Regions from separate parts of the Homo sapiens genome. Here regions 1 and 2 are each linked to region 3. A link is a contact called in ENCODE Hi-C or POLR2A ChIA-PET data. All regions are on one chromosome and are shown on one strand. The core of a region is the stretch at or near the end of the contact, and the rest is flanking DNA. Distances in the headings are between cores, read along the strand shown. Region 1 overlaps PGGT1B (protein geranylgeranyltransferase type I subunit beta). Region 2 has its middle 84 kb from the start of FEM1C. Region 3 holds the start of COMMD10 (COMM domain containing 10).

Evidence for each region. A loop is a pair of places that touch in the nucleus more often than their neighbours do. ChIA-PET counts read pairs that join two places held with the same protein, here RNA polymerase II (POLR2A). Pooled maps may share reads with other maps.
Region 1: a loop to region 3 is called in a map with no recorded cell type, with 9 times the contacts of the local background. The contact joins the enhancer-like site here to the promoter of COMMD10 in region 3. A Hi-C loop is called at or near these places in 4 of 37 single-sample maps with no recorded cell type and 4 of 50 pooled maps.
Region 2: a loop to region 3 is called in a pooled map, with 5 times the contacts of the local background. The contact joins the enhancer-like site here to the promoter of COMMD10 in region 3. A Hi-C loop is called at or near these places in 2 of 37 single-sample maps with no recorded cell type and 7 of 50 pooled maps. POLR2A ChIA-PET finds 5 or more read pairs at or near these places in 1 of 52 experiments (CD4-positive, alpha-beta memory T cell).

Annotation. Positions count from the first base shown.
Region 1 is chr5:115,207,934-115,210,716 of GRCh38, reverse strand. PGGT1B (protein geranylgeranyltransferase type I subunit beta) reads left to right here. Exons shown (of 9, transcript NM_005023.4): 9 at 1-2,783. Among named protein-coding and RNA genes, the nearest start is that of TRIM36, 39 kb to the right of the region's middle. RefSeq lists a silencer at 1,349-1,458. Within about 2 kb of position 1,281, at least 6 of the 41 ENCODE cell types and tissues checked have a DNase peak (open chromatin) inside an H3K27ac peak, as active enhancers do.
Region 2 is chr5:115,459,172-115,461,927 of GRCh38, reverse strand. No RefSeq gene overlaps it. Among named protein-coding and RNA genes, the nearest start is that of FEM1C, 84 kb to the left of the region's middle. RefSeq lists an enhancer at 427-1,626. Within about 2 kb of position 1,372, at least 12 of the 41 ENCODE cell types and tissues checked have a DNase peak (open chromatin) inside an H3K27ac peak, as active enhancers do.
Region 3 is chr5:116,083,727-116,086,426 of GRCh38, reverse strand. COMMD10 (COMM domain containing 10) reads right to left here and starts at 1,402. Exons shown (of 7, transcript NM_016144.4): 1 at 1,334-1,402. The coding sequence starts at 1,374. RefSeq lists enhancers at 861-1,155, 1,449-1,608.

The DNA of each region.
Region 1 (2,783 bases), core at 32-2,531, 880 kb after region 3:
TATAATGGCTTTAGGACTATATAAAAAGCCCAAATTGTTTTTTCTGTATCACCAAGAAAGGTTAGAAGGCAATAAAGGTAGTAACAGTGATTTTATTCATAAATGTTAGAGAAAAATTCCAATCTAAAAGTATTTCATAAGGCTAAATATTTTCTAACTCCTGATAATTTAATACCATAAGATTATAAATTTTAGTATGCTTCTAATTGATACACTTGTGGGAGACTTTCTTGTGAAACTTTATGGACTAGTAAATGTTCACATTCCACAGCAACTGAATTGACCAGAAAATAGCAGCCCAGTGTGAATTGTGGAGAAACTATTTCTAACTTTTCTAAATAGTTATTTACAAGAAAAGCATTTATCGATTAAATAAATTATAAGCAATATTTCACATATACACTTTATTCCTTAACAGGAGCGATGTAATGAGGGAAAATACGAAGTCCGAAATCTCAAAAAGCTCTGTTACCTACTCTATACTTGTCTCCTTCCCGCCCCCTAATTTTGTGGCATTTTTTTTTTAGAAGGTAGGAGGAGGAGCTTTATTTTGAGCATCTGTGTACAAATGAGATTAATCAGATCATATGGCCTAATTTAACCTGTTTATCATTTCAGTGTTTTTAGATTTGATCTATAATATATATGTGTTATTAGATCTTTAGTTATTTATATTTAATCTAAATTCATATAGAAATCTTGCTGACAGTGGTATATAATTTGAAAACTGTTGGACCTGATCATTTTTGAGAGACAGTTAATGAGGAGGTGCTCTGGAATCAGATGACCTGGGTTTAAATCCCAGATTTGCCAGTTCAGCAGCATGATCTTGGACCCTAACTCTGCCGTGGATAAAATAAGGGTAAAACCTAACACACAGGGTTTAGGATTAAATGAGATAATACAGATAAAGCACTTAGGATAGTACCTGGAATACAGCAAATTTCAAATTATAGGTTCTTTATAATGATCATAAAATTATTTTTGTAATTAAAACCTCTCTTCTACAACAGAAAGAGGTCTTAACAGTTTAACCTCAGGGAAAATGATGACAACAGTGTTGTTTTCTAATCTCCCCATAAGAATACAGAGCAACTAGGATAGCCACAGACACTATTACAACGCTAGATGACAAGGTATCTCTATGAACTTCAAAATACAACTAAGTGAGGACAAACCACTGAACCACATAGTTTCAGTATCTGTGGGAGGAAGTAGAAGGAAGGCAGCTGGTTTCTGACAGCTCTGCAAATTGGAGAACTACAACACTGCCCACAGTTTCTCAACTACAAAGTGCAGCGGGCCAATCTAAGAACAGACACTGAAACTGGGAAGTGACTACAGAATCTCATTTGCAGATGAATGTTAAAGCAATATGATAAGGTCTGCTGATTGCATTAGAGCTGTCTGGGTTTTACGCTGTGTACCTCTTGAAGCTTATGAGACAAAGCCCAGCACTGAGGACAAACTTCTAGAATTAGAATCCAAATGGGCAGGATGGGTAAAATAGGACAAAGGAAAGAAGATCTAGATAAGTATTGGGAAGAAAGGCCAAGACACAGAGACATTATATATGTGTATTTTCATATATATATATATTCTTTTAAATCACTGTGAAAATGGGAGCTCTAAGGCTGTGAAGTCATCCTAGAGCCACTCCTTCCTCCTAAAAGTACAGAAAAACTCATTTCAGTTAAGGGGAAAAAAAGAGTAAGTGAGCCAGGATTACAGTCCAACTCCAGTCAAAGTTAGTATAAGAAATAAGAGAATAAATAGATCAACATCCTCACAGACAATGAAAGCACACCGGAAGGACATGACCACAAGACAGATAAAAACCTAATATTTGCCAAAAAATAAAATGCAAATATGACAGGAAATTTATATTAATTAGTACAGTTATCAATAAAAGTAGGAAAAGGGGAAAATTAACCAAGTACCAAACACTTGGAGTAAAAAGCAAAATAAAGCAGAAGGAAGGAATTAATAAAAGCAAAAAAGAATTACTAGTAGAAAACCAAAACAATAGAGGCAATAATAAATCCAAGTTGGTGATGGGTAGTGCGGGGAGTTGAGTCAGATAAACTACCAGCTAACCTATTTAAGAAAAAAAGGAGGAAGCACAAATACAAAAATTTAAATGACAAGGGGGAAATAGTAAAACAGGAAATTTGTTTAAATTGACTATTTTGAGCAATTTTACACAATAAATTCAAAAACTATTTTGAGAAAAATGCAAATTGCCAAAATTTACTCTAGGTAGATAAAGTCACAACAAACCAATTACCGTAGAAGAAACAAATAGTTAAAAGTACCCCTTACCAAAAGAAGCATCAAGCCCAGATTGTTTCAAGGGGATTTCTACCAAACCTTTTAAGATTAAATAATCCCATTCTTGCTTAAACAATTGCAGAGACTAGGAAAAGAATCTTGAACCTCAAAGTGCCAAAAAAAGAAAAAAAACAAATAAAGAAAAACTCCTGAATTCATTTTATAAAATGAATGTAATAGCATTGATTCAAAAACCTGACAAAGATGGTACCAAAAAGAAAATATAGAGCAATCTCATGAATATTAATAAAAAGTTTTAATGATAACATTAGCAAACAATCCAACAGCACTTTCAAAAGGTAATCATGACTAAGTTGGGTTTATTGTAAGAATGCAAGGGTAGTTCAATACTAGATAATCTGTTACTATTCATATTAAGAGTTAAAAAATATCTTCATCTTTGCAGAAAAGACATGATAGAATTGAGCACTCACTTATGTTAACTATACTAA
Region 2 (2,756 bases), core at 123-2,622, 620 kb after region 3:
GGTCTTTATCATTATTTTCCTTATGATGTCTTTGTCCTCATTAATCTGATTTTCTAAATAAATGCTGAATTCAAATTATGCTCTCATTTCTCACCAGAATGAGCAGTGTCTGTTTCTTCTTGGTTGTGGAAATTGTATCCCTCTTCCTTTTCATCTGCTACCATCTCTTTTCTGTTGAGGTTTTCAGGGTGTGCATGAATCACCACTGCTCCAAATGACTGTGTGATATTCTCTGCCCCACCCTTGAAGCACTCATCACTGGCTGGGTGGATTCTCACTGAGCTATCATGGGTGGTGACACCTACCATCTTTGAGCTTCCCAAGGAGTATCCCAGCTGCTAAACTGGGACTGATCAACAAGGGGAGGCTGATTCTCCATTGCTGGAGTTCTGATTTCTACCCAATGGGTGCTTTGTTGTGAAAGAGATTTCACTAACTAGTCAGGCCAAACCACCTATTTTAAATCAAGATAATGATCGTTAACACTTCCAGATTCTAAGAATGTTACATGTTTTAACTTATTTCATCTGCACAACACCCTGTAATATCCTATGTCACGGGGAACAAAACTGAGACCCAGGTTGATTAACAAACTTGCTCAGTTTCACAATGCTCGTCAGTAGCAGAGCTGGAATTTAATCCCAGACAATCTCTCCCCAGAGTCTAGGCTCTAAACCACAATTTTATCCTGTCTCTTAAATCGGCTTTGTTTAACTAGCTAAGAGTGAAGAAAATCTTCCAGAATTTAAAGTGCATAGTAGGGTGCTGGCCTTCCTTGATTCTTTGATAATGTAAATAAAAGTCAACACTGGGGTTCTACCTCTAAGGTTCTACCTTGTTTGTACCCAATACTCCAACCAATTGGACACTGATTTCTTAGGTGCTTGAGTAATAGGCTGATGGCAGGTTGAACCATATGAAATTGTCAATATTTGGCCATTTTTGACCTATATAAATGGCAATGTCATATGAATCAATTCAATATTTGTTGAGCCCCTACCTACTTTGGTGGAAGACATGGTTCCAGGCATTTTTCTTACGTTACTTAACCTTTACAACAATATTTCCAAGTATTTTTACCTCAATTTTTCACATGAGGAAATAGGCTGAAACTAACTAGCTGGAGATCACTCAGCAATTGAAGTGGTAAAGCCAGGGATCCTGTTCCAAGGTGGATTCCTTTCCACTGCACAGCTCTGCTGGCTGAGCCCCAGGAGCTGAGTGGAGCTGGAGGTTCTGCAGGCAAAAAGGAAGGTCACATTCGAGTGGCACACTCAAGTTATATCAGTTTTGAAGTTGAGCATGAGTCAAAAGGAGGAAATCAAATGACCTCTGGTAAACAGATATGAGTCAATCAGCAGCAAAAGTCAGCTTTGGGAAAGTGAATCAGACCTATTCCATTTTATTCAGTATTGTCACGACTGTGGGTGTACTTGCTACAGCTTTAAAGAAAATTTGGGGATTGAAGGGTGATTTGCCTAATTGGAGAATACTGTCATGGGAAGCCCAGCCAGGAGAGCCCAGATGGGGGTGGGGAGGCGGGGCATCTAAAACAGCTGGGGACTATTGGGATTCAAAATTGGAACAAATACAACTATGGAACTTAGGGAGTTTGAGGAAGAGATAGGATGGGAAGGTCTTTGGTAGTACAACCAGAAAAGAATGATAATTTGGGGCTCTCCAGAATCTCCAGTGCTAATTGAGCCAGATGGGGCTTGGCAACCCAGGTTAGCCACGTGGAAGCATTTTGGAATGACTACAGGCTGTAAGTTACAGATGCTGGGTTGGGAAGACAGGGAGTGTTAAATGGGCACAAACACACTGAGATATGTTCCAGTTAAGTGGAATATTATTCAGGGGTAGATGCAAAAATAGTTGAAGTGGTTCATAGACATTCATTTTAATTCTATGACTTTCCTCTGTGGGAAACTACTTTCATCTGGTTCTTTTCAATATGAAGTGAGTCATATTCTTTTTATTTGCCACAAGCATTTATTTGCCATAAGTGTCTTAAAGCATTTGACAATTGCTGCCTTATTTTCAAGAAATTGATTGAAACACCCTTGCTGAGCTGCTCAGAATTTGAGATTAATTCTCAACCACTGGCACAAAAGTAGCAAGAGAAGATAAGAGTGAATGTGGTCATTGATCAACAGATGTTTGTTTTAACTCTTTTCTGGAAAACCTGCCAAATACTGGGGAGTGTAAAGGCATCCAGACTGCCTTCTCTGAGCTTATACTCTAATTGGGAGAAATATGACATATACACAGAGCAGAAGACATTGACTTACAAATGCCAAATGTGCAGTGAATAAACAAAGTTACGGGAAGCAAGGAGGCCGACATTGGCAGTGGGGCTAAACAAGGCCCATGATTCCTGGAGAGGGTAGATTTGAGCTGATCCTTAAAGAATGAGCATTCAGGGATACTAGGAAAAGGGAGGAAGGCATTGCAGGCAATGAGAATGGCACAAGAAAGAAGTCCAGGGGTGAGAGAACCCCTATTTGCTCAGAACCCAAGAGGACCGGGTTGGACAGAGTGGAGAAATTGTTGGTGAAGTAGTATGAGTGCCCCCACTTCTTTTCTCTACATGATTTCCTGAGTGATCTCATTCCGTCTTTCTCATTTAAATAATGTCTATATGCTGATGATTCCTGGATTTATAATTCCAGCACAGACTGTTCTTCTGTATTCATGACAGAACTCTTGATTTTTGCCCTCCCAGCTCATCCCTGTCTTCCCACTTCCCATGTCTT
Region 3 (2,700 bases), core at 153-2,652:
TGGAATTACAGGCATGAGCCACAGCACCTTTCCTGTAATAATCAACTTTAAATGATGTGATGAGAACAATTCTATACTGCACCATATTGGATACAGTTTACTGATGTAGCGGTGTTCCCCAAGACACTGGTATGAGGAAAGAAACTGGCGATCAGAACCAAAGTGAGGCAGGAAAATAGGGTCAGGAGGCTGGGAACATAAAGCTGATTCCCACTTCAGCTATGACAAGAAATGTCCTCTCCATATGGCATAGGCGGAGAAAATGACTTTGTAACTTTACTTCATCCTCTTCATTTACATAGGGAGTACACCAAGTAACCAATGGAATCCTCTAGAGGGTATTTAAATTCCCAAAAATTCTGTAGGGGCCCTTCAGCCCCTATGCTCAAGCAGCTCCCACACTGTGGAGGGTAGTTTCATTTTCAATAAATGTCTTCTTCATTCTTTCCTCGCTTTCTTTGTGCGTCTTCTCCAGTTCTTTGTTCAAGACGCCAAGAACCTGGACACCCTCCACTGGTAACAAAAGGAATCCAGAAAGAAGGAAAAACTTTAAAATAACTCTTTTCTTCTGAAAGATTTCTACCCAATCCAAGCACAAAGAAATTACTTCCGAACACTATTTTGCCTATATACTTCAGTACTTTTTCTGTATCCACACGCTACCTGCACTATTGCTTATTTTTTCACAAATTGAGTCTTTTTTTACTTAAATAATGTTAAAGGGGAGCTTTATATCACTACCATGGACAACCAACTTTATCTACCATAAGTAGAAATTAACTAAAAATCTGTTTAAAATGCAAATAAAAGCAAATGCTACCAAAGCCAGGCTAGATTCTTCTACCAACCAAAAATTCGGTCCCCTATTCGATACTGATTTAAAAGGGGTATTAACACATGTTGGCTATTAAAGACCCTCCAGCAGCAGCGTGAGCCTTTCCCACCAGAGTGTCTGAACCGGAACTGAAATCGGAAACGGAATACCGTTCCACGTGATTCGGCAGCACTGAAGGCAGCACCCGGGAACTTCTGATACCAAACTCCGCGAACAGTGACGCAGACCCCACGCTTGCAGACCACACGCTTCCGTACAGACCTCAGCTGCCAGGCGCACTGTGAGCCCCACAGGTGGACCACCGTGACTGTAGAGGCGCTACACGGCCCCACGCACTCCGCAGACGCAGCGTCGCAACCTCGGCAGCCCACCCCACCCCACCCCACTCAACCGGGCCCGCCGCGGCGCCCAGGCGGCAGGCAGCAAGGACAGCCTTGTGCGAGCCCGATCTGGGCCTTCCTGGGCGCGGCTACCGCAAGAGCTTAACGGATCAGCTACCTGGGGCTCTCCCGTAGGATCAGCGCCGCGGGGACCGCCATCTTCGGCTTTCTCGCACTGCCGCCGTCTGTTAGCTGCGCCGAACCCAGCCAATGGCGGCCGCGGCGGACGGAAAGCCGGAAGGCCCAAGCCGCGCAGGGGCCGTTTTAGGGCTCCGGGTCTCCTGCGACCCGGGCGCCGGGAGACTTGTCCCGCAGTCCTGGAGGGCGGAGAGGGCAGCCCAGTTGCCCTCCCGACACTCCAATCGTGTTGGAGTTAAGTCTGTGCATATATATGTCTTTATATTTATATATTATATATGTATGTACATACCTGGATAGGGGTGTGTGTCTGTATTTAATAGGGCAGGTTTAAGCAAGTCTATGTACAGACCTGTATAGATATATGTGTGTATGTTCGTGCATAAATATATACATTATTATTTTTAATAGGGCAGGTTTAAGCAAGCCCGTGTATACATACTTGGATAAATGGTGTGTGCGTGTGTATATTTTTTTAATAGGGCGGGTTTAAGTGAGCCTGTGTGTACATACTTGGATAGGTGATTTGTGAGTATTTTTTTTTCCAGCGTTTGGGCTACAGAGAGGCAGGCATTTGAGCGAGCTCCCCCGAGCCTGCCCAGGAAGCGGCGCATCACCCCTCAGGAGAGGTGGTGCCTCCAGTTCCACCCTAAGCACTGTGCCGTCAACCCCTCCTGTATCTGCATCTGCAGGGCTTGTAGTATGTACGTTCAATTCCTTCAGCAACGTTCAATGAATGAGTGCCTACTGTGTACCAAGCACTGTTCTAGGCACTGGAGATACAAAAGGCCAAAATTCCTGCCCTCAGGGTTTGCCGGCAGTCTAAATGGACAAGTATTTGTTGCACCCTTCTTTAGAGTCTGACAGTGCAGAGTAGGGGAGATGAATCGCTGCAGTGAGTGATGTCAAAGACCTCACCCAAGACTAGGGAGACACCATGTTTGCATAAATACCTTGGTCTGCCTTTGAGAAAAACATGGAGTGAGTTAAAGGAATTCAGATGTGGGAGCAGTGAAAGGCATCCGAGGTAAGATCAGGAAAAGCTCCCTAGGGCAGGTGGCAAATGCGGTGGGTCTGCAGAGATGTGGAGGGTGAGGCTGTGTGTTTCAGGTCAGTAGAGTAGAAGGGCGGTTTGACGTTTGAAGAACAGGAATTTAGACTAGAAAAAGCCTTTAATGACTGGTTGTGGCATGTGCACTTAATCTGGTGAGAAATGGGTAAGCATTAAATGTTTTTTCTATCCATTAAATGTTTTGAACCAAAGAAATTTTGCAGTGGGAGTTGGATTTTTGAAGGTTGCTGTCAGCAGAATGATGATTGAAATGGAAAGAGGTAAGCAGGAGAGCT